Regions from separate parts of the Mus musculus genome. Here all the other regions are linked to region 1. A link is a loop called in an ENCODE intact Hi-C map of the cell type or tissue named here. Cell type or tissue: left cerebral cortex. All regions are shown on one strand.

The links. Peaks named below come from ENCODE experiments on the same cell type or tissue, not always from the same donor. Only the 100,000 strongest peaks of a DNase experiment are listed, where the experiment ranks them.
Region 2: it touches region 1 in a loop (2.0-fold over the local background); 5 of 42 quality-filtered maps call a loop at or near these places.
Region 3: it touches region 1 in a loop (3-fold over the local background); 6 of 42 quality-filtered maps call a loop at or near these places.

Annotation. Positions count from the first base shown.
Region 1 is chr7:126,946,396-126,954,395 of GRCm38, forward strand. Asphd1 (aspartate beta-hydroxylase domain containing 1) reads right to left here and starts at 2,764. Exons shown (of 3, transcript NM_001347657.2): 1 at 1,876-2,764; 2 at 322-435. The coding sequence starts at 2,734. It overlaps Sez6l2 (seizure related 6 homolog like 2), which reads left to right and starts at 4,140. Exons shown (of 18, transcript NM_144926.5): 1 at 4,140-4,721; 2 at 5,605-5,736; 3 at 6,379-6,678; 4 at 6,990-7,129; 5 at 7,320-7,521. The coding sequence starts at 4,643. It also overlaps a transcript of Kctd13 not described here. In left cerebral cortex, CTCF peaks have their summits at 360 (motif pointing right) and 1,254 (motif pointing left); DNase peaks (open chromatin) are centred at 346, 2,506, 3,220, 3,642 and 7 more places; H3K4me3 peaks cover 5,264 bases; H3K27ac peaks cover 5,312 bases.
Region 2 is chr7:126,878,944-126,886,943 of GRCm38, forward strand. Taok2 (TAO kinase 2) reads right to left here and starts at 6,024. Exons shown (of 16, transcript NM_001163775.2): 1 at 4,963-6,024; 2 at 1,554-1,720; 3 at 1,305-1,376; 4 at 1,109-1,210; 5 at 464-509; 6 at 248-344; 7 at 1-90. The coding sequence starts at 1,685. Tmem219 (transmembrane protein 219) reads right to left here. Exons shown (of 6, transcript NM_026827.1): 6 at 7,276-7,372. In left cerebral cortex, CTCF peaks have their summits at 4,068 and 5,951; DNase peaks (open chromatin) are centred at 3,155, 5,162 and 5,908; H3K4me3 peaks cover 4,103 bases; H3K27ac peaks cover 3,070 bases.
Region 3 is chr7:127,015,522-127,023,521 of GRCm38, forward strand. It overlaps Pagr1a (PAXIP1 associated glutamate rich protein 1A), which reads right to left and starts at 1,831. Exons shown (of 3, transcript NM_030240.1): 1 at 922-1,831; 2 at 679-761. The coding sequence starts at 1,400. It overlaps Prrt2 (proline-rich transmembrane protein 2), which reads right to left and starts at 5,690. Exons shown (of 4, transcript NM_001102563.1): 1 at 5,484-5,690; 2 at 3,874-4,834; 3 at 3,363-3,495; 4 at 2,021-3,209. The coding sequence starts at 4,770. The coding sequence ends at 3,199. It overlaps Maz (MYC-associated zinc finger protein (purine-binding transcription factor)), which reads right to left. Exons shown (of 5, transcript NM_010772.1): 5 at 6,613-7,647. The coding sequence ends at 7,493. In left cerebral cortex, a CTCF peak has its summit at 1,534 (motif pointing right); DNase peaks (open chromatin) are centred at 692, 1,160, 1,594, 1,850 and 6 more places; H3K4me3 peaks cover 6,587 bases; H3K27ac peaks cover 7,814 bases.

The DNA.
Region 1 (8,000 bases):
AGTTTCACCATACCTGGCATTTACAGTGGTAGCTCTGTGTGCCCAAAACGGGTACATTTTATACCAGCTGACAGGCATGATATGATTAAATAAATGCCTAAGGTTTCACAGCAAGAGGATAGGGGTGCAGATAGTCTAGCTTATGGGCCTAGCCCATATGCACAGTCACCCGGTAAAGAAGGCAGATGCCCCACAGGTGATTGGAGGAGCTGTGGCTCGCCCAAGGCTGTGCAGTCCCAAAACAGTGCTGCTGAGAGCAGATTGGCTGGAATCCCTCCAGGTCTTTGGTCCCCTGACCCACCAGAATGTGAGTCCTATTACCATTATGAGCCACTGTGTGCAGGAAGGAGTCGTCCACCAGGAGGCAGTGCCCTTCAGCCCAGCACTGGGGCTCACCACCAACAACCAACTCACAACCAGGAGGGATCTTCAGGCCTGTGAAGAGAGAATGGGAATGGAATCCACCATTCCTGCCTGTGTTCAGGGGGCCTGCCCACTCAATGGGCCTCACAGGCCAGATTCTGTGGAAGTCCTGCTTTGGGAAGCATATCTGTCATTTGGAAGAAATCTCCCCTAAACCATCTCCTCCTGGACTTTCTGTCAATTCAGTTCCAGAATCTACTGTGTACTGGGCACCTCTCCCATGAGGCAAAACTAATGGATCCAGTCTGACCCCAGGACCTTAGTCGAGTGTGCTGAGAAAACAGCCGACTCTGACGTAAGTAAGACATTCCGGAAAGTCGTCCTTAAGACTGGGTAGTGTTCCCAACCTTATGAAGGTTAAAAGTCCAACATGTGCATGGTATCTCCAGGGAGCAGCCAAAAAGCCCTCACCCAGGGACCAGGGGTTGGGATGAGCCCTGAGGCAGAGGGGTGGTCCCTGAGAAGCCCCAAGTCCTGTAAACTGGCAGGGAAACTGTTCTGTAGGAACTCCACGTCATGCCTCTGGGTGTCACATGGCACAGAGGGGTGAAGGCAGGTCTGGTAGGAAAAGTAGTATGCCCCAAATCATAAGATCCACCCAGCTGGCAGTACACAGAGATTTATGCTAAGCTGAAGTCATAATATTTACTTTCCCAATTTTCTTTCAATCTTTAGAACATTAGAAAATCTCAGGGGGCTAGGGAGATGGCTCAGCGGCTAAGAGCACTGCTTGCTTTTCCAGAGGTCCTGAGTTCAATTCCCAGCAACCACACGGTGGCTCACAATTATCTGTAGTGAGATCCGACGCCCTCTTCTGGTGTGTCTGAAAACAGAAAATGCCAGGTTGGTGCTATTGAACACCCCACTAACATTGCTACTTATCAGCGAAGAAGCCTAAATAAAGTAGGCTACCTACTGCTCACACCTTTGATCCCAGAACTCAGGAGGTAGTGGGAGGCAGATCTTAGTGAGTTTGAGGCCAACTGGCCTGTATTTAGATTCCAGGCCAGTACTACATAGTGAGATGTAGATTATCTCACTATACTCCCTAGACTAAATAAAAGAGAAATAAGACCCAGGCTTGCCTCAGACTTGTGATCCTCGCCTCAGTCTCCCAGGTGCTGAGATTACAGGCATGCAAGACCATGCCCTGCTCCAAGCAGTCTCTTTTTACAATTTAAAATTCATTTTCTGGGTATTTCCTCTTCAGGGCAAGTAACACTGACCACTTACATTTCAGTGAGAATTTCTTTTAAGTTAAAAGGGGGGAGGGTGGCTGGTGGTTGGAGACAAAGAGTCAGCGTGGGACACTGTGTAAGCCACCACTGACTGGATAGATGCATAAAAACAGAACTCAGATCTGGTTGGGGAAGATTCTGAGAAAAGAACCAAAGTGCAGAAAGAGGTAGTAAAGTAGGAAAGATGGAAGGTTTGTAGACAGGCTATACTCACCCAGATGGCATCTAACCCGAGCATTGGTGGGTCCACAGCGGCCCTCAAGCCGGGCCCCAGGCAGTAGAACGGAAAAGCCAGCATTGCCGAAGGTATTGGCACTCATGAAGCTCCGTAGCCCCCTCAGTGCCCGATAGGCTCCTGGGCACCGCCGGCAGTTGCTGGGTTGGCATCGGCCTGCTTGGTACAGCAGGAGCTGGTAGCACCCAGGGGCCAGGGGTGGGGACCAGCCCCGAGGCAGAGGAGTAGTTCCTGAGAAGTCCCAGCTCACAGCCCCGAAGTCCCGCAAAATGGCGGGAAAGCTGCTCTGTAGGAGCTCCACGTCATGCCTCTGGGCATCACGTGGTACAAAGGGGGACGAAGGCAGGTCTGGTAGAAAAAGTAAGCCAGGGCGCTGAATGCCCATGACCCCTGCCCCTCCTGTGAGGCCAGAGCCTCCCTGAGCTGCCCGCCTCACCCTACCCATCCCAGCCCAGGAGTAACGCCTGGCATAGGCCCGAAGCCGCCTGCTCACTAGACCTTCTGCCCTGGGTCCTTCTCCAGAATCCCCAAGGCCCCTTGGGCCAGTCTGAGAACATACATCAGGCATACCACTAACACCCCCAGCTCGGCTCCCGGTCCCCAGGGCCTGCATGTCTTGGGAACCCAGTCGGTAGCAATACCAAAGGAACAGAGAAGTGAGGGCTCCGAGGAGCATAGTAAGGGCTGAGGAGCCTAGAGGCAGTGGCCATGGAAACATGATAGGCAAAGAGGCCCTGGCTAAGTGGCAAGCTGCATCTTGCAGACCCCAGCTCCCTGGTACCCCCAGTTCTCCACCTGACCCCTCGATGACTGCTTCCTGATTCCCTCCCTTCCACATCCCCACTCCTGTTCACTCCTCCTACAGGCCCCCCAACAAACCTTCCCCTCACTTCCCTCTTTCTTTCTCCCCTTCCTTTTCTATTTGTCTCCACTCGGAGATCACTCTTGTTCTCTCTTCCTTCTGTGGTTCCTCTCTCCTTTCCCCTTCCCGCAGTCTCCTCTTCCTTTCCTCTCTCCACCCTCAGTCTCCCAGTCTCAGCTGGTTTCTCCTCCCTCCACTCCAGCCCCCCTTTCCTTATCGACCCCTTCTTTTTCTTCTAGCTTCCCCTGACAACAGCGGTTCCTACTCCACCTGGCCCGCAGCCCCACTCTATAGCGGCTCTTTCTCTTTCCTCTCTCCTTGACCTGTCTTCTCCCTCGAAAGGGTCGGGTCTGTCCTCTCCGATTCCCGACCTCCTACACACCCCTTCTTGGGCGCCCACTCACCCTGACGTCACTCCTTCCCGCAACCCTCTCTGTTTAGCTACCCAGGACCCCTCCCAGAGGCAGCCGCAGCCCAGCCCTGCAAGGGGGGTGGGGGGAGACTTCTCTCTGGATTTGCCGCTCCAGACCCCCTCCCCCAGCCCTGACCGAGCGCCACGTGGGGTACAGGGACACAGTGCCAACCTCTAGCCGCCCCGCAATGCGAAAAGAAGGGCAGGGCAGACTCGGGGGCGGGGCGAGAGCCCTGACCCGCTCGTGAGGCCGGTGCTCTGGAACTGCGAGTCCGGCCGTGGGCCTGCGGGTCCCTGGAGAGGTCGGCCTGTGACTCCCCTTTCCCCTGGCTTGGCTACGCCAGAGCCAGCACAGAGCAAGACGCGGGTTCGCGAAAGCGGCTTCAGCCAATCAGTGGCTTCAAGGCCGCCCGTGCAGGCGGGGCCGGGAGCTGTCCTCGCGCCCAGGTGCTGAAAGGGCACTCGCTTGCTCAGTGGCAGAGCCAGTAGATCACGGGTGGTAGCCGCTAGGCTGCAGGTCTCTGTCAGGTCGCCTGCTAGAGAAGGGAGTCTCAACACATACCCATCAGGCTCCTTACAAACCTGGATACTCCCCATTTTCCTGCGGGAGGGGCGAGCCCATCCCACCTGAGCTTCCATAAAGGGCATAGTGAAGGCCCGCGGGGAGGTCCGGGTGTGGACAGAGGACATACTGGACAGGCCAGGAAGACGTGAACCAAGCTGTGCCTACTCTTGACACCTTAGGAAGACCAGGTGCAGATACCAGATGTTCTGGAATGGCGCCGGGAGGGAACCTAATTACTACTGGGACCAGAGTTTCCTTCCTCTCCCCTAGGGGCCTCGGGAAGTGCAGTCCTGGCTCGGCATCCCTCCTTCCTCCATCTGCACTTCCTCCTCCTCCCTCGTCAGAGAATAAATCCCAGGCCCCTCCTTTCACCCGTCCCCAGGATCTGACGTGGGCTTGACACCTTTCTCAGCTTCTCCCTCCCGCAGCTCCAGTGGCCGAGCTTCAGCTTCCCTGGTTCCGCAACCCTTTCCCTCTTCCTCTCCGAGATAAGCCCCGGTTGAACCTCATAAGGGCCCTCTGGATCCTCAAGCCCACCCTGGACCCTCGGAAGCTGCCTTTCCCCTCCCACTTTCCCCGGCTATCTATCTATCCATCCCGATGGGCCCAAGCTCCCGAACAAGGGGATAACCTTCGGCCCTCTCGGCCCCACCCCCCGCAGCGGGAGCCGCGCCCCCCTTTGCCATAGATCGCAGAGCAAAGGATAAAGATTGAGCAAAAGGGGGCGGACTCCAAGCAACCTCTAGGCCAATTCTGCTTCTCCATCCCAAAGGAAGAAAATTTGCCTTCCTTTGCCGACCCTTAGCAGGAAAGCAAAATTAAAGGAAAAGATAAAAGGACGCAGAGGGAAAGTGACAGCGAGATTATTCAGAAGAGCCACAGAGGAGAGAAATTAGTGTGAGTCGCCATGGGGACTCCCAAGGCCCAGCACCCGCCGCCTTCCCAGCTGCTGCTCCTAATTCTGCTGAGCTGTGCCTGGATTGAGGGTAAGGACATGTGGGGGTGGGCCCTGGGAAGGTTCTCGCGGGTCTTCTACCTTCTTTCTCTGAAGATATTGAGTCTTCCGAGCTTGTGGGGGAGGGGAGGGGCACAGTTGACTGGGAAGGGGCAAGCCAAGGCTCTTTGACTGTTACACGGAGCCCTTGAACTCCTAATTTTAAGGAGATAGAGAAATGAATAAGAAGAGCATTTAGTTGTATCTTAGGGGTTAAAATTCGGGAAGAAGAGCTGAGGGAAGTTGGGTGGATTTCTGCGGAGGCGGTAGAAGCAGGCAGGGTACCTGGGTGGGAGATGGAGGTACTGGGAGAGATGCCAGGCGCTGTACACACAAATGTTCTTGGACATATGGACAAAGGCAGATGAACACAATCAGGGATATTCAATCCCTGACTCTACTCTGATCCCCAACCAGAGTCTAGAGAAGGCACAGAGGCTGCAAAGACTGCAGAGAGAGAGAGAGAGAGAGAGAGAGAGAGAGAGAGAGAGAGAGAGAGAGAGAGAGTCTGCAGAGGCAAAAACCCTGAGAGAAAGCTGGCACTGCGGAAGCAGTCTGGGAGATGCTGTCAGACTCTCCTCAGAGTTTAGGGATCAGGGGAGTATTTCACTGGGGAGGAATAGAAAGCAGTCCCAAAGCACACCCTGCTAGAGCTGTCCAGGGTTAGTACTAATTAAGGTTCTCACTGAAGGCCCAGAGACCAGGAGCTGGAACTCAGTGAGGGAGAGGGCAGATTGGAGCCACTCCTCTGATCTTGGCTCTCAACCCAGCCTGGGACTCCCTGAGTGTCCGATAAGATGTGCTCTGGGGAGCATCTCTCCAGATAAGGACAGGATGTAGAGGAATGGAGAGGTTCACAGGACTTCACCTCCTAGGTCTGCCCCTGAAGGAGGATGAGATGATGCCAGAGCCTGGAAGTGAGACTCCCACAGTGGCCTCTGAGGACCTGGCTGAGCTGCTCCATGGGGCTTTGCTGCGGAAGGGCCCAGAGATCGGCTTCTTGCCGGGTGAGGCCCACAGTGTGGCATAGGAGTAGAGAGAGAGGCTATGTCGCTGAGAGCTGGAGTGCCTGGCTAGAGGGAAGGCGGGTTAGAGAGAGTTCTGTGGGAGAGACCCCCTAGGAAGCTGAGAAAGAGTCAAAGCTGGCCCTCGACAGAACCAGAGACAGGGACAAAATGAGGAACAGTCAAGAGGTCATGTATACAGAGAGAAAAATGTGAATTCAGACAACCAGAGTCACAAAAATGGCGAGACAGAGAGAGATATAAAACCAGATCATAAAACTAGGATCATAAAACCAGAGAGCAATAAGAATGCTAAGCATAAAAAAGCTCCAGAGAGAGCTAAACAGAGAGGAGAGAGAGAGAGAGAGAGAGAGAGAGAGAGAGAGAGAGAGAGAGAGAGAAGGCAGGAGTGAGAGCCAGAACTGGGGGTGGGGAGAGGCTCAAGGGGGCCGTTAAGACGGTGGTGAAAAAGAAAAAGGGAGTTTTAGCTACAAAATCTTGAGAGAATGTGGGGAGCCTGTGTGGGTAGGGGAAATGGAGCCTGTACCCTGTGGGGAGGCTTTGGGGTGTTTATTCTAAGCTGTTCCCCACCCCCATGGGCCAATTTGCTGCTCCTGTGTGCTGACTACCCTTAAACTATCTCAGGATCTGACCCAGACCCCACACTAGCCACCCCTCCAGCCGGCCAGACTCTTGCAGCACCTTCCCTGCCACGTGCCACTGAGCCAGGGACAGGGCCTCTGACGACAGCTGTCACCCCCAAGGGAGTCAGGGGGGCAGGCCCCACCGCGCCAGAGCTGCTGACCCCACCCCCTGGAACTACAGCCCCGCCCCCGCCTGGCCCCGCCTCCCCAGTCCCACCCCTCAGGCCTGAGGGAGGAGAGGAGGAAACCACCACCACCATCATCACCACAACAACTGTCACCACCACTGTCACCAGCCCAGGTGAGGTGATGGAAAGGGCATAGATGCTCCTGTGTGGGACTGGCTGAGGGAAAGCTGCTTGGATCACGTGGAAGGAGATTTAGGTACAGGTCAGAGAGGGGTAATGACACAGGCCAGCGTTAAGGTCCAAGGGCTGTTCTGTGGGCTTCCATCCATATTGTAGTTGGGGAAGGAAAGTCTCAGGTGAGGTAGAAAGGGTGCACAGGATAACGATGGTGAAGGGTGGTGGGGATACAGGCGAGCCCTGAAGATGCTCGGCGGGGAGGGCATCACGCAGGACCTCTCAGTCCCAGCTGCTTACATCTCTTTAGTTCTGTGCAATAACAACATCTCGGAGGGCGAAGGGTTTGTGGAGTCTCCGGACTTGGGGAGCACTGCCAGCCGCTCCGTGGAGCTCCTAGATTGCACCTACAGCATCCATGTCTACCCTGGTTATGGCATTGAGATTCAGGTACTTTTCTGTGGTGCCTATTGAGTGTGACTGAACCTGGCCTGGGAATTGGTGAACCTTTTTTCTGAATTAGATGATCTCAAAAGACTTCTGCAACCTGGGTGGTTTACTGGAGGGTTGGGGCTTAGGCTGTCATGTAACCCCTCCCCCTTCTGACATCCCCTGGCCTCCGTGTATCTGGCTTCTCTAGGTGCAGACACTCAACCTGTCTCAGGAGGAAGAACTTCTGGTGTTGGCCGGTGGGGGTTCTCCAGGCCTGGCCCCCAGACTCCTGGCCAATTCCTCCATGCTGGGAGAAGGACAAGTGCTGCGGAGCCCAACAAACCGGCTGCTCCTGCATTTCCAGAGTCCTCGAGTCCCAAGGGGCAATGGCTTCAGGATTCACTATCAGGGTGAGGAGTCTGAAGTGCCAGTAGAGGGACAAGAGCCACCTAGGGTACAGAAGACATCTCAGGGTCCCTCTGACTCAGGGTTCTGAGAGAATCTTCCTCCTGCTTGGGACCCTCTGGGGAGTGGGACCCTCAGAAGACAATCATGCACATTTGCTCACCCATTCCTGGGTCTGCAAATGCAAGTAGCAAATTCACTTATTCCACGCAGTGACTTTTTACTGAGTACCTACTTCATACCAGGCTCTGTGTTTGCCTTGGGAAAAACAATAAATTAGCCCACTATAAGTCTGTCTTTAAGGAGCTGAGGATCTGGGTGGAAACAGATAGTAATTGGAATGGTGATGTCCGTCAGGTAAGGCCTATGATGGAGGAGACTCAGGCCAGGGGAGCAAGAATCAGAGAGACCAGTATTTCTCTAAGGAATAGAGGAATGGCTTCTTGAAAGAGCTGGTGACTAAGAAGGGACCTACAGGATGAGC
Region 2 (8,000 bases), 67 kb before region 1:
TTGGCAGGTGCCATGATTGACGCAGAGCCAAAGTCCCCCAGTTTTACCAAGCCTGGTTCTGACAGCAAGATGTTTCCAGCCTTCACATCTCTGACAGAAGAAAGTGCAGAGATGAGAAATGCATCTCAGAAAAGATGGGGGTGGGGGTGGGGTGGGGTTGGCAGTACCCAAGACAATCAGAGCTCAGCAAAAACGAGGACTGGTACACAGAGTATCCTATTCTCAGCCACAGTTGGTATCATCATACCTATGGATCATGTTGTGTGAGTGTAGATATGCCAGGCCCTGAAGAGCCCCATGGGTCACAGCTGCAATCTCTACCTCCTGCAGGGGTTTCTTGTGCACTGTAGAAGGAAACCAAATAACAAACTGAGGGACCACAGGGGGAATAAGATGGAATAAGCTACTTTCTCCTATGGCTTTCTTGTTTATCTTCCTTATGCCCATGTTCAGATTTACCTACCTTCTAGAAGATCAGAAGCTGAGCCCAGGCAATACTCCATCACCAGCTAAGGAAGGGTCAAGTGTTAGAGATCATCAGATTCTGGCCACCCAGCTCCCTTGAGCAAAACTCAAAACAGAACTTTATTGTTCATCTTCTACTGAGGCAATGCCAAAAGGGTGATAGAGAAGGGAAGCCAGAGAAAACAAGAGGTGCTGGGAGCATCTCTGGATTCAAGCCCCTGCCCCACCTCACCCCCAAAGATTCCAAGACACCTACCACTGCTCCCATCTGGGCCCCTTTTGATCCCCCTTAATCACCACCTTCTAAAGAGCATACTGTCTATGCAACTTGGTGTCAGCCTCTTCTGCACCTCTACACAGATGTTCATTTGTTTGTTTTTCTTTTTTAATATAGGATCTCACTGTGTAGTTTTGGCCCAGGTTGGCACAAAACTCACTAGGTAGTCCAGACTGGTCTTGAACTCACAGAGATCCACCTGTGTCTGCCTCCTCAGTGTTAGGATTAGAGGTGTGTGCCACCATGCCTGGCTTATTGGTTTTTCTGAGGACTAACATAGTCAGAAAGAGACTGCCTGTTTAAAACGCTGGACCAGGAAAAGATTGACCTGAGTAAAACTGTTACTGCAGTTGTGGGACAGCTCACCCAAGCTGTGTGCTCCCTCAGGTAACAGCCCCGGTACTGAATGGTATTAGGATGCCGTAGCTTCTGTAAGAACCGCACTTCCTTGATGATATCCTGCCATTTCTAGAAGGTCAAGAGAAGAAGGGGTTACCCAGGCTGCACGTTGAGACTAGGGCCCTCTGCCCTCCACAACCTGATGTTAATCAACCTGACTCACCTCATTTGATTGCTTCCCACTATAGGACATCTTCTTGATGGCCACCACCTCACTGTTCCGGACATCCCGGGCCTAGAGGACCAGATTGGAGGATGGAAAAGACCACCTTGGGCATGGGGTGAAAGAGGACCCGCTGAGCTATTAGAAGAGGGTGGGAAGGATTATTTTGGTGGAGTGGTGCAGAGGCCTGGAGACCCACAGGTTGAAAGAGACTGAGCCCTGCTTTACCCTTTTCAAGACCCAACTCACAAAGTACACTGCTCCAAAGCTGCCATGGCCGATCTCCCGGAGGTCAGAGAAGAGCTTCTCAGGGTCATCCTTGAAGAAGAGCTCAGCCACATCAGGGTCCTTCAGGCTCCCGGCCCGGCCCCCAGCTGGCATGATGGCCCCAGGGGGCCCTGAGATTGGGATCTTGCCTGGAAAAAGGACATAGGACCCTTAGAGCTAAGATAGGGCCCAGAGGGAGAGAGAGGTCCTCCCTCAGGTTTCTACCTCCTCCTCCCCTCATTTACTGATGAGGGGGAGGTACTGCTGAGGAAAGGTAGGTAGGGGGGCTGTTAATAACAACATCAAAGCTAAAAAAAAAAAAAGTTGCCCTGGCAACCAGATGGGGGTGATGGTAGTGGGGATGGCTGGTGGTCTCTGGAATCCCTAAAATTGCCACAAAGACAATTCTGGGAAGCCAAGCATCCCCTAATCAGCCCTCACTAATTTCTCAGCTCCCTATACACTGCCATTTCCCTCAAGCATAAAGATTTGTGTCTCAGCCAGAGCTTCAAATCCCAACATGTCCTGCCCCACAAGTTCTCATAGTCCAGTGATTTCCAGGGACCTTCCTGTACCCCTTGGTGCTGAGGCTACCTCCTCCTTCAAGCTCTCAAACACTGGATGAGAACAGGAAACAGGCCGGATGTGGTGGAAATCCGGCCATTGTTACAAGTTGGTACTGGCCTGAAGGGACCAAGGAGACTCATTTTCAAAAAACGTAGGGACCCTGTGGCAGGGAGAACATCCAGACTAGGAACAGTAGGGACTGGCACCTGACATTGGGGACCGCTGTGTTCTGGGCTGCCTCTCTTGTCCAGTCCAACTGCATAAGCAGCATACATGGGAATAGGATGTTGTGGGTCACAAATAACATTCTCTGAGCATGGGTGTTAAGCATCTCGGCAAGCATCACCTCTCAGCGGGCTCCACAACCTCATGGATAAACACTATGGTCACATGCATCCCTTACAGACACGAAAACAGGTTCTGAAAAGGCAAATGATTTGCTACCACCAGGCATCCAGAACAATTATATGAAACTAGCAAGGTCTGATCAAGATCACCATTTTCCAGAGTTACTGAGGTAGAGAGAAGAAAAAGGCCTTTCCCAAGGTCACAGAACAGGACCTTTCCCTTTCAGGTTCAGGACAGAATTCTGTTAGGAGGCAACTAAGCCCAGCCTCCCTGTTTTAGGAGAACCTCCCAGATCATTCCAGCCCTTGAGGGGTGGGCGTTCCAAAGCAAACTCAAAAACAAACTCCAAAGCAAAGTTGCCACAGGGTACCAGGACCAGAACGCACACTCTAGGATAGGCTTTTTAAAGGACTAATGGGAATTTTGGACACAAAGCCCTCAGCAGAGTTGGACTCCTGAGGCAGAGTTCTAGCTACTTAAAAGTACCTAACAATTTCAGCATATAATTATATTCTGTGGCACATTGTTTCCTGTCCATGCTGTTAATTTTGTCTCCTTAGCTCAACTGGAAGCTGGCGGGTGGAAAAGGAGCTAGACTCTTTGTAGGCCCTTAGGGTGGGAAAGGCTCACAACTGACGGACTGGCTGCTCTCAGCTGCTTAGTCTGCTCAAGGCAGGCCCTCTTCTCTTGGAGCATAGTGGCAACCACCCCTCACCACACACCCACACAAAAGGCAGGGCATCACAACTTGCCAAGGGAACCCTCATGACTTCTTAACCAGAAACAAGCCTAAGACTGCCAACCCAGAACCTCAGGCCCCATGAAGAGTGGCAGCCACTGTAAAAACATCGTACAGGTCCCCTTCCTTACAATAACATTTGGGCAATCACCGTGGCCTGGGCTAAATCATAATCACCTTCGAAAGCCCACGTTGCAAAAGAATCCCTAAACTGACTGACCAGTGCGCCCATCTGCAACCTACAGCAAGCGCTTCAGGTAAACTGACTGACCAGTGCTCCCATCTGCAACCTACAGCAAGCGCTTCAGGTAAACTGACTGACCAGTGCGCCCATCTGCAACCTACAGCAAGCGCTTCAGGTAAACTGACTGACCAGTGCTCCCATCTGCAACCTACAGCAAGAGCTTCAGGTAAACTGACTGACCAGTGCTCCCATCTGCAACCTACAGCAAGCGCTTCAGGTAAGTGGCTTACCAGTCCTTTGGTAGGAGATTACAAAATCCCGCTACAGGAGATCTCACTCATACTCAGAGCACTTTGTAGACACCAAACAAATGGCTTTTCCTTCTCTGATTCCAGAGTTGCCAGAGGCTTTACTCCTGGGAGCGAGGGGGCACAGAGAGGGGCTCATTCTAACTCAACAGCTAAGAAAAGGCTAAAGCCATCACTTTTTAGAAGAGAGAACTATCTCTGGAACACGGGCCAAAGTGTGGGATCAGAGTAAAAATGAAGGTCACGTTAGAAAAACACCCATGAGGAAGAGCACAAAGCAGAGCTTCCTCTCAGGAAAAGCTCCTTCTGGAGAGGAAGATCATTACACCCCCAATTTCTAAACCTCACCCTGATACATTCCCCCGCGGGTCCCTCATCAAGCCCAGGCTCAGAAGAAGTGGGTATCCAGTCAGGGACAAGACTTGAGTTAAAATCCTGAATCTGTCACTCAGTGACCTTGAACAACTTTGCTGAGCATCAATGTTTTCAACTGTAAAATGGGAAGACAATAATAAGAGTTCCCACAGGTTGAGTAGGAGTATGTAGTATGGAAAAAAATGTATGCAAAAGCGCTCTGTAAAGGATAGGTCACTTGACAAATATATGAGATTATTTACACCATCTCAGCAAGAGACAGGGCTGGAGGAAATATTACCCCCTCACACACACACACACACACACACACACCTTTGCAAGGACAAAAACTCCAACTAAACCAAGCCAGAAAAAAATATAAGTTCCCAGTGTGGTGGCTTGCACCTGTAGTCAAAACTGTAAAGAGGTTAAAGACTGGACTCCAGGGCCAGATCGACCACCCAGGGCTACAGAAAGGCTGTCTCAATCTAAATAAATAAATAAGCCAGTCCACCTACATGGGAATCAACACCCTAGAGCAGTCTTGGGGAAAAAAAAAAAAAAAGAGTATAATAAAATCATGAAGAGGTGGTTGTGAGGGCAAAATTAATAAAGACTAGAAAGGTGGAAAGCCATTTGATTGGCTAAGCATCCTAGGGCGTGACCCTTGGTGACAAGACAGGCCCTGTCACCTGAGAGTACCCCTTCAACCAGACACAATGAAGGCAAGAGAAAGGGAGAAGAGGTAGCAACAGAAGCAGACTGGGCTGGCCAGAGACTGACCATGGGCCCAACAGGAATCCCTATCCTGAGGAGAGGGCCTACCCAGCCCCAGCTTCTCGGCATGGAGCTGACCAGAGGGGCTCATGCCCATACACCCATGTCTCTCACCTGGTAGGGGTCACTATGGTGCCCCAGCGCCTCCGCTTCCGCCTGGGGTACTCCAGTTGCTCTGACAAGCAGGGAGAGGGGCAAGGAGACCTTCCCCCTCGCCACCTCTTCCTCAGCTTTCGCCCTTCCTGAGGGGCGGGCCCGGGAAGCCTCCCCTGGAGGGGAGGGGGTGACAACCTGATCTGACCTCGCGGTCCAGTCCTCCCCCAACTCGAGGGCGACAGTTGCTGAATCCCGGATTTCCGATTGTGGGGTCTGAGCCCCGTATATTTGCAAGGGCTAAAAATGAGTCCGATATCTGATCGCTTGGAGGATGAACCCCGGATATTGGTGCACACAGGGTCCTGAATCCCAGGTATTTTAAATTCTATAAAACAGAGACCCAGGTTTGTAAAGGTTGGGACTTTGGGTCCCAGATATCTGATATACGAGGGTTTGATACCTGGGTATCTGAGAAACAAGGGACCAAGCCCCAAAATTTGGGACCCAGGGGCCTGAGCCCCAGGTCTTCGGCCACGACAAGGGGCCCACCCCGAGGACGCCCGGCTGCACGGCCCCTCTAAGGCTGGGGTCCGAGAGTGACAGCCCCTACTCCAGCCCTGGCCTACTCCCTTTCCCGTCCTCTCTCTCCGGAACAGCTGAAGGACTGTAGCGGAGGCGCTGCTGATGGTCCCTGTGCCTCACTCCCTTTCCTTTTCGTCTCAGCTTCTCACCGCACCACAGCCCTGCTCTCGTCCCGGCCTCCCTCTCTCTCCCTCTCTCTCTTCCTCCCAATTCCAAGATGGAGACCGGGCGGGAGCGCGCAGGCGCGGTATGCACGCCGGGCCAAAGGGGTGGGGCCCCAAAGGAAATAGCCCCGCCCCTCGCCAGTAGCCGCCGCGGCCCAGACGACAAGCTGCCTTCGAGCCCAAGTGCGCGCGCGCCCCGCCACGCGGATCCTTGGTGGGAAGAGGAGAGGAGAAAGGCTTGGCTTGCTTGGGGTGGAGCCCAAGCGCGCGGTCCAAGGACTGCTGGTGGAGAGAGCTGTGGCGCATGCGCCCGCCACGCTTTCGCGCTGCGACTGAGCCTGTTGCTAGGGGAAGCTCTGAGGGGGTGCTCTAGGAAGGAAAGCTGTGGTCTGCGCCTGCGTGCAGGGTAAAGGCTGAAAGGAGTAAAGCAAGGCTGCTGGCAGCTGGGCGCCGGAAAGGCGGGAAACCGGACCATTATTATGTTCACAAGTATCTAAACTAAACCTGAGCTCCCAAGTGCGAGAACGATGTGCCAAAGTTCGGAAAACCCAATGGGTCAAATCCCTACTGGAAAATTGAGGTCCAGTAGGATTGTATAACTTGCCAAAACGCATTAAGCATTTCATACACAGAACATCAATTTAAGTTCATGGAAGAAAACAAATGACAAAGTAGCACAGTTGTGTTCACAGTGTGTCTAAAGAGTATATAGTGCTAGATTAATGCTTACAATTCCAGCACTCAGCAAGCTGAGGCTGAGGCAGGAGGATACCAGTTCTGCAGGGTATGTAACCTAATGGAGTTCCAGTATCAAAAACAAAAAACAAACAGACACACAAACAAACAAAGAACAAAAAACCACAAATATTTTCCAAAGCAAATCCACCAACACGGCCACAGTTTTAAGTGACCTATGCCAACTTGTATTTCAAACTAAGGTCAACAAGGGTAACAAGACGCTAATCATCAGGAAACTAGAGAGGGTGACATCCAAAGATTTTGAGTTCCAGGCCAGGGGGCCCAGGCTTTTCATCCCAGCAACTTGAGAGGTAGAGGCAGGCAGATCTCTGAATTTGAAGCCAGCTAGGGCTCTATAGTGAGACGTGACAAAACAAGGCTGGGGAGCCTGTTCAGTGGTAGAGTGCTTGCCTGCCTAGTGTAGGCGAGGCTCTACATTCAACCCACAGTGCCACAAAATTGGACAGGAGCAAAATGACTAAGTATGTGCTTGCTGAGAAAAGGCTGGTAACCTGTGTTCTATCCCCTGAACCCATGCAAGGGTTGAGGAAGAGAGCACAACTGCTCTGGGACCCCCATGCACGGGCCATGGCATGAGCACACCCAATAAGAAAGAAAAGCCCCCATGGAGTGGTGGCATGTGCCTTTCATCCCAGCACTTAGGAGGCAAAGGCAGGAGGATCTCTGAGTTCTAGGCCAGCTTGGTCTGCAAAGTAAGTTCCAGAACAGCCAGGGATACATAGAGAAACTGTCTCGAAAAACAAAACAAAAAAATTCTTTTACGTCAACAAGGAAAAGTCCCCAGTATTTACTTTAATCCAATCCCCAGTAAGTACCTTACACAATAGTAGTCAAAAGCCATTTATTTTCCCACAGTCTAGTTCTTCACTTTTTGTAATAGGTCTTCTAAACTCAGAAGTGGGCCCCAAGAACTTGACCTGTACCTGGAGAAAAGGAAGAAAACAGGACAGGTAAGAAAACCCCTGGATGAATTTCTGCAAGGATTCAAAAATCAGAGGAAGCGACATCTAGGGATAGGTTCTGGCACTCAATCCCACTGGGGTAGCCTTGGAACTCTAGGATCAACCAGCAGCCAAAAAGCTAGATGCCTTTTCCCACTTCCGAGTGAATAGGCTCCACTGTTTCCTATTGTAAAAAGATGGGTGGTGAGGCCTGGCCCAAAGGAAAATTAGCAGTGTTCTCTGAGCTTCCAGTTCCTCTGGGCTGGATTCATTCCACAGTCTAGGCTGTTTCAGCTTCTCCCACAGAGATGTCCTAGCACACAGAGGCCAGCAGAACCTGGGGAGGGCTTAGGAGCAGGACGAAAAGCATGCAGCTCTCAAACGTGTGTGTGTGTGTGTGTGTGTGTGTGTGTGTGTGTGTGTGTGTGTGTGAGAGAGAGAGAGAGAGAGAGAGAGAGAGAGAGAGAGAGAAGATGAAGAGCTGTTCTGGATTGCTTTTATTCACTAAGAGAGATGTTGTAAATTAGTAGTATTAGTACTATGAGGACCTCATCTACTACATTTGCCAAGCTCTTTCCCTCCAAAGATCTAGTTAGCAGAGAAAACGGTT
Region 3 (8,000 bases), 69 kb after region 1:
ACACTTAGAGATCTTGTTAAATACTCCCTTCTTAGGCCTCAGGGGCACAGAGGAGCTAATGTTTAGGTTTGGGCCACACACAGGATGGCTGGTATTAGACTAAGATACCCATAATGCAATGGCTGGGGAACATAACCATCATGTGCAAAGGTCCTGGGGCAGGGGTAGAGGCCAGAAAACTTAAGACTCTCCGTGGACATGCTCTTCCTCTCTGGAATGGAATCCTCGGGAGTAGTACAAGCTGAGGAAAGACGGGACCTCACTTAAAAGGACTCCTCTGGTTGACAATGGTGGATCTGTACAAGCGGAGCTAATGCAACTTGCTGTTGGCTTGGCCGGCTGCGAGAGAGCTCCAGAATGATTCTAAAAGCATATTCTAGGAAGGCCCACAGGCTGGGATGTCAGGTCAGCTCTGGGCATGAACATAGTACTTCAGAGATGTGTTCAACAAACTTTGAACTTCTGGGAAGGTCTGCGGGGTCCCTGATAGGAAAGTATGGCACTGACCTAAGCCAGAACTATGCTGCTACTGTGTGAATGCTACTGTATGAATGCTCCGTCCCACTGCTGGTCAAGATGATGGCTGAAACCAGCCAAGGCCTCAGACCAGCCCACTTGTGGGCGGGGTAACTAGGGGAGGCCCTTTACCTCCCCTCAGTTCTTCCCTCTCATCCGTACCTGGTGTCCGTCTCCTGTCAATCAGTGAGTCCTTTGGTGTCATTGGCTCATCATCAAAGTCAAATTCTGTAGGCATGTGCGGCCTGAAACAGGGTGGACAGAAAGCCAAGGTTGAGAGAAGCACTCCCTAACACCCGCTGGCACACCCCAGCCCGCCGCCTCATCCTTTCCTGCTCTCCCCTCCCTCCAGGCTCCGTGCTCAGGAGAGCAGTCCCGGGAATAATGTGTAAAGCATGGCCTCACTTTTCCTCCTCCTCTTCTTTGGCCTCTGGCTCCTCGTCTGATCTCTCCTCTTCACTCTGGGCCTCTGGGGTAGGCGGCCGGCGGGGTAGGATCTCTGCTTGAAGCTCCAGAGTACCTTGGGTAGCCAGCAGTTCATAGAGCCGCTGGATCTCGGAGGGTGGGGGCATCCAGGACTGCCCATTGGCCGGCAGCTCCACCTCCTCATCGCTGCAGGGCACGCACCAGTCTTCGGCTTCTCCCTCCGCACGCTCGTCGCTCGCAGCGCTGGGAGCTTCTAGTGCCTCCTCAGGCCTGGATCCCTCACGCCCGGCCTCCTCCTGACTGCCTTTCCCCTCTTCCTCGGCCTTACTAGCCGAGACAGAGGGACCTCCAGTGTCCTCCACCGCCAGAGCTTGGAGGCCGGAAGTCACTTCCCCTTCTTCAGACAGAGGCGCTGCTGTGCTGCCTGCAATGGTTCCATGGCCCAGGGCAAGGGACATAGAGTACTAGAGAAGAAGCCCAGCAATAGAGGAGATTCTAGAGTACCAAACCAGTGCGCCTCACCCGAAAGGCTGGAGAGCCTTTCTAGGTCTAGGAAATCGCCAGTCAGTCCAACAGCTGACTGCGGCCAGAGCACCGTCCCCAGGAGGGGGCGCTCAAACCCCTGCAAGGACAGACCCCACCCCACGGACCCAGAATTCTGCCGTTCCCAGGGACCCGCAGGAAACACGCTCGGAGCTGGAAAGGGAAGGGCCTGTTTTCTCGCTTTCACATCGCCTTCTCCATCACCGGGATGGAAGTCATCTTTTTAGACCGGGCAAACCTAGTTCGCGTCTACTCAGCAGCGGTACAAACCTGGAGCTAAAACCCGCCTCCCAGGCTGCGCAGCATCTCAGTACGCAGGCGCAGAGAAATGGCGCGCGGAGGCTCCGCGGTAGTCAAAGCTACTTGGAAGAGGAAAGAGAAGACTTGCGCATGCGCAATTTGGCCCTTAGGACTCATTAACCTCGGCCCATACTAAAGATGGCCACTGCGGCAGCGCATGCGTATTCCGTTCAGTAGGGCCTGCCAGAAAGCAGTACCTTGACTCTGCAAACACAGGGACCAACTGAGGCCAGTCTCATGCATTCTCTGTTTATTAGTGTTTAAGACTCATGCAGCATTCAGCATACAAAAAGGGAGACTCAGTTTTATTTTTTGAAAAGGAATTTTAGTTTTCCCCCAACTTTTTTTTTTTTTTTTAAAAAAGAAAGGAAACAAACAAAAAACCCCGCCAACTCTGAAATGCATCGCAGCTGGCTCTCTGCCTCCTCAGAGGGCTGTCGCGTGCAACAAACCTCCCTCATCCTCTTAGAGAATAATTACAGAGCTCCCCCACCCTTCCCTTGCTCCCTGCAGCTGGGAACTTTGGTCCTGTTTTTGTTTGTTTGTTTTGTTTTGAATTCTACTGTTTACAAAGCACATAAATAGACCTTCAAACAAGAAACTCTGAGGTTAAAAAGCCCAAACGGGCAGATCAATTCAGGCTGACTCTTCAGGCGCAGCTATGCCCCTTCCTCCCCTGGATGTTCAGAATAAGGACTCTCAGAAGGTCCCCCAGGTGAGGACTCACTTGCCAGCTTTGGGACCCAATAGGCACCTTAGGGGTAGGGGTAGGGTATGGTCTGGGCCTGGGTGGTCCCCAGTAGAGAACAGTCAGAGCCCCCAGCTAGGCTCCTCTCCCCACACCATCCTTCTTCCCTCAGCCTGACCTAAGTACTGCAGTTTTTGCAGACTAAGTGTTGGCAGGAGGGTGAAGACGCTAAGGGGGAGATGAAAAGGGAGAAAGGGTCAGGGGACGTGGCAAGGGGAAAAACGGTGTTAAGGAAGGGGAGAACGGGATGGGTTAGATACCAAGACAATGAACGTTGGGAGGCCAGGGATAAGGTTCAGAGGATTCCAGAGGCAGGAAGAAGTGCAGGGAGGCTGGGAGAGATGCAGAGGTGCAGAGTACAATTTAGATGTTCAGGAAGGCTTCCAGAAGTGCAGAGAGGTTTTCAGAGTGCAGGGTTAGGGAGGTCAAGAGGCAGGAGTGGGGTGGGGGTCTGCAGGCAAAAGTGCAGGGAGAAAGGAAGCCTATGGCTGGCAGAGGAGCCTGGCAGGATGCAGGGGGAAAGAAGCTGTAAACAAGGCCGCTCAGGCTCCCTTGGTCCCTAGAGATGGGGGCCAGGGCCATGGACTGGGATTCTCCCAGGACAGGGATGGACCCAAGACAGCTCCCAACAGGAAGAAAAGTCTTGGAATGCAGGGCAGAGCCCCTCACTTATACACTGTGGGAGAGGAGAGGGAAAGACAGACAGGGAAGGAGACAGGAAGAGACAAAGGCATAGGGAGGACAGACAGGAGAGAGCAGGGTCAGGGGTTAGTAAAGCTGCCCTGGTCAACCCTCCGCGCCTCCCTTCCTGTCCCTGACCCCCACTCACCGCCTAAGTTGATGACGCAGGAGGCGATGATGATGAGGACCCCCCCAACCAGCGCCACGATGCTTAAGAGCTTGGCTACTCGGCCCAGACGTTGAGCCCCATCCACGTCCCCCTGTTGCAGGCTGTTCCGGGACTGGGGTGAGGGTGAGGGGTTTGGAGGTATCATGGCCCAGGTCAGCAGGAGCCAGCCCAGCAGGGATCAGGTGAGAGTCCAGAGGAGGAAGGTCAGCCCAATGGGGTTGAGAAAGGAAGGAGAATTGGGGACGCAGGAGGAAGAGGGTACAGGTCAGTAAGATTATATGACACATCTGTTTCCCTCCCGCTTGAAGGGGTCGGGCAGGAGTGCCTTGGAAGGTTAGGTCCTGGGGAGAGACAAGCAAAGGGCCAGCAATTGGAAAAGTGGGATCCATGCAGAGAGGTGAGGGAAGGTGTCATTACTGGGGCTCTGGGCTGACACTGGCACGAAGCTGAGAGCCACAGTACACTTGGGCCAGGGTCCCTTGGGGCTCACCATGACGGCATAAGCGAAGGCCACAATGTTGACAGGCCACATGGGGCAGAAGCAGGACAGGATGGCAAGGATGATATAGTCCCGAGGTTTCTGGGTGCCTTCGCCCCCTTCCACCCCAGGCCCTGCCAGCTGGGAGCTGGGATGACGGCTTAGGCTACCTCGAGGAGATCCTGGATGCCCACCGTGTGCCCTTCCTATTCTGTCTTCCTCAACGAGTTTCTGCAGCACACGGGGGGGAGCCCCATTGGCTGGGGGTGTTTTAGTTGAGGGTGGTGAGTGAGGTTGGGGGGCTGGGCCCTCTTCCCCGTCACCAGCCTGAAGGGGAACCACTGCTCCGTTTTCTTGTTTTTCCCCTGTACTTTCTGTCAGGACCTCTGTGGTAGGGTCCTCTTGGGTGGGGGGCTCTGCCTGAAGGGGTGGTTTAGGAGGAGGCTGGGAAGTTGGCTGAGGGTCTGACTGGGTGTTTATCTGAAAAGCAGGCTCCGAGGTTGGCTCAGGAGGGGCTGTAGACTGCGGCTCAGACCCTTCCTCTGCTGCAGTCTCTCTGTTCACATCTGGTTTGGATGCTGGCTCTTGGCGTGCCTCGCTGGGGCTGGGGCTGGGGCTGGCCTTGGAGCCTTCTTCTGGGTTTAAACTGAGGTCTGTGGCCTGGACTGTTTCTGGGGTTTCAACTGGGGTCTCTGTGGTTTCTGGTGCCAGCTCTGCCTTAGGCCCTGAGTCCACAGGGGCTGCAGTGATGCCTGGGCCCGGCTGAAGGGCCTCTGGCTGGTCTGGGATCTCTGCTACAACCTGGACAGGACCTAGTCCTTCTTCAGAATGCCTGGGACCTTCTGTCTGGGTTTTGGAACTGTCTTCCACCCCCTTCATCTCAGAGACCTGAGAGCTGCTGGCTGCCATCTTAGAGAAGCGAGATGGGAGAGGGCCCGTGGGGAAGAGGAGACAACAGTGACAGTAGCAAATCCTGGAAGAGGAGGAGACAGGCTTGGTGAGGAGGGAAGAGTGTCTCTCATCACCACAGGCTCAAGAGGGCTAGGATTCTGTTTCAAGGCTAGCCTGTACTGTCCCTAGGGAGAGGAGGAAAAGTTGGGATTTCCTTTGCTTTAAGGTGGAGAAGTATTTTAAAGTCGGCTTGGAGAGCCATGGGAAGATAAGCCCTTTTCTAAACAGAACTGCTCTTGGGTCTGTTCCTAGATCCATCCAACACACCCAACAAGACCCAGTCTCTCAGCTTCCAACTCGAAGGCGCACCAGAACATGAAAATCTGTGCATGCGTCAGGCACTCCAACAGGCAGACTGACCAGGACCCCACACAGTCTGCTCCTTCTGTACCCTTCCCTCCTCTCTGGGCACCACCTAAGAAGTGCAGGGTTTCCTACTGTGCATTTGGGCTCAAATGCCCGTCTACCTCCTTCCAGCCCCATTCTTGGGGAAGACCCAGTATCTTGTGCATACCTTCTTAGCCCTTCTTTTAGGGGTTCCCTTGTTGCTTTCAGCAGAGGCTGAGGGGGAGGGGATCTTCTCCCGATGGTACGACGCACCCAGCACCACCCTCTAGTTCGCCTGGCACCTGCATTCTCATGCCACCCAGCTGTCTGTCGTCCACACCTACCAGCAGTCTCAGTTGGTCCCAGTCTCATCCGCTGCCAGCCTCGGGACTGCTCCTGCGTCCCGCCGCCACCGCCGCTGCTGCTGCAGCAGCCGCAGACCGGGGAGGGAACAAGTCTGTGAGCAATGAAGGGAGGTGGCGGGTCTCCCCTCCTCTCTCCTCCGGGTTTGCTCGGCCCTTCTTCTCTGGTCCCCTCCCCTAAGCTCCACTGCTGCCGCGCCGCCCCCGCCCCTAGCACGCCTCCTGCCCCTCCCGGATAGCCCAAGAGAACCTCGTGCCAGGCCCCGTGTTACCTGGGTAACCGGCCTGGGGACCACTCGTGCCCCCTCCCTGCCCTTTCTCGCCCCCTCCCTGTCCTTTCTCACGCGCACCTCCTGGTGGGGCACCCCCTTCTTCCTAAGTCCTCGGCCCCTCCCGCCAACGGTCACCGGGGGATCCTGGCAGAGACCTAGGTCTGCGAAGAGACGGACCAGTGAGGATTGGGTGGAGGCACCCTGAGCAGCATAGATGGGTTAAGCAAACAGGTCTAAGTTTGGGGTGGCTGCAGGGGAACTGCGTGGGGTTTCAAGAGAAGGGAGCCTGCAGAACTGAAGCCTTCCTACTCTTGGAAAGCAGCAGCAGCAATGCGTGATGGAAGCTTAAGGGAGGGTCTTTGTAAAGGTTTGAGCAAAGCCCAGAAATGGAAATTCCAGCAAGCTAGGAAGGGCCAGGGCAAGCAGTCCATGACCACCACAGTGGGACCCGAATGCAGCTTACTGAACCCTGTGTCAACCATGGACCCTGGGATCTGTATGTGCAGCCTGGTGCTGGGTTGTAGACAGGACAGCATCAATAACTAGCTTGGCATCCCTAATCTCCAGTGGGTATTCTGTGCCTGTTCAGATTGGGTATTCCCTGAAGACCTGGAATCTGCTCTCCATAACTTCTGGATTCTTGGCCCTACCCTAAATTTGTGTTGTACTGCAGCTAGAGGTTGTACCTCAGAAGAGAGAAGCTACCACTTTGCAGAGCAGGAAAGGTTGGGACCAAGATCAAGGTCAACAAAGAACCCCTCCCTCTCCCTGGGAGGGGTGAGGCATGAGCACACACAACAGGGGGCTTGGTGAAGATAACTTAGGAACTCAGAGACAAGTTTTTATTTAAAATTTATTGTAATGGGGTCTGCGCAAAAGGAGGGAGGGGAGGGTGGGGAACATGCAAGGGACACAGGAACACGATGACATGGCCAGGGCCATAGCTTCTGTTATGGGAAAGAGGAAGAAAGACCAGGGCTGGAGCTGGGGTGGAAGAGGGAAGGGGGAGACACTGTGGCTGCATTCCCCCACCCCCAGGAAGCACCTCTTGTCCCTGGCTCCCCTCCTTTGCCCTGGCCCCCTAAGATTCCATCTCTCTTGTTCTGCCTCTGGCTCCAGTGGCTCCTTCTGATGCTCCCCTTGGCTTCTCCCTGGACAGACACTCCAGTAGGATGCTTGGGGTTTAACCACCCAACCTTACTCAAGTATCCCTCTGCCTTCCCCGCTTCTGCCCCTCCTCAATACCACCTTTTCTCTCCTCTGGGACAGAATCTTCTTTCCCCTCCTCTCTCCTCCCTACCCCTGGGAAAAAACAACAACAAAAAAGAAAGCACCAACTCCCCAGGAAGGGGCAGCAGACAGTAGGGGAGGGGACAGAAGGAGGAGAGCACAGGACCTTCTAGGAAAGGCTCACAAATCCCTGGGAGGCAAGGCAAGGGGTTAAAGGTGAGGGCAGTGGCTGCTGCTGTCCTCTGCCACCCCTGCTCATTGTCCAGGGGACTTCAACACAACTCAGGGGACAGGTGTTTGTAGGGTCAGCTCTGATAGGGAGAAGAAAGGAGCAGGAGAAACATTGTTAAAACCTAGTGAATTCCTTCTTCCTCCTCTCTGTCTGGAGGCTCCTTGGTTGATGAAGAGTCGTGAGGAGTTGGTGGGAAGAGGAGACTGTACCAAGAAGAGCTTTCCTCCACTCTCCCCTCTCCCCCATCAACTTGGAGCTCACCAAGGCTGGGAGGGAAGTGGCTGAGAGCTCACTGGTACCCCCTCTGCCCCAGAGAGGGAGCCCACAGCTGTGGGGGGGGCTGCCACCACTGCTGCTGCCGCCGCCGCCGCTGCTGCTGCCGCTGCCGCCATTGGACAAACCTCACCAGTACCTATAGGGAGAAACACCAAGGATCACAGCACAACCTAAATGGCAAGAAACATGTTCCATACCCCAGACTTTTCAACTATTTCCCTATTTCCCCTGGGACACAGCCGTTACTTCCTATCTGGTCCCCAGAGGCTTCGGCCTGCCTGCTTACCCAGACTGAGCATGTCCATACTGCCCTCTCTGGATCCCAAGGCTCCCTAATCTGAGTGACAGACTGGCATCCCTGGCCTTCCTGCGATCCCCTATTGGGCCCTTTGAGTTCCCTTGTCCCACACATCCCATGCTGCCCCCCCCAGCCATGTCCCACACCTTGCCTGGTGGGTGCAGGGGTCCCCCTCAGCAGGTAGGCTGTGG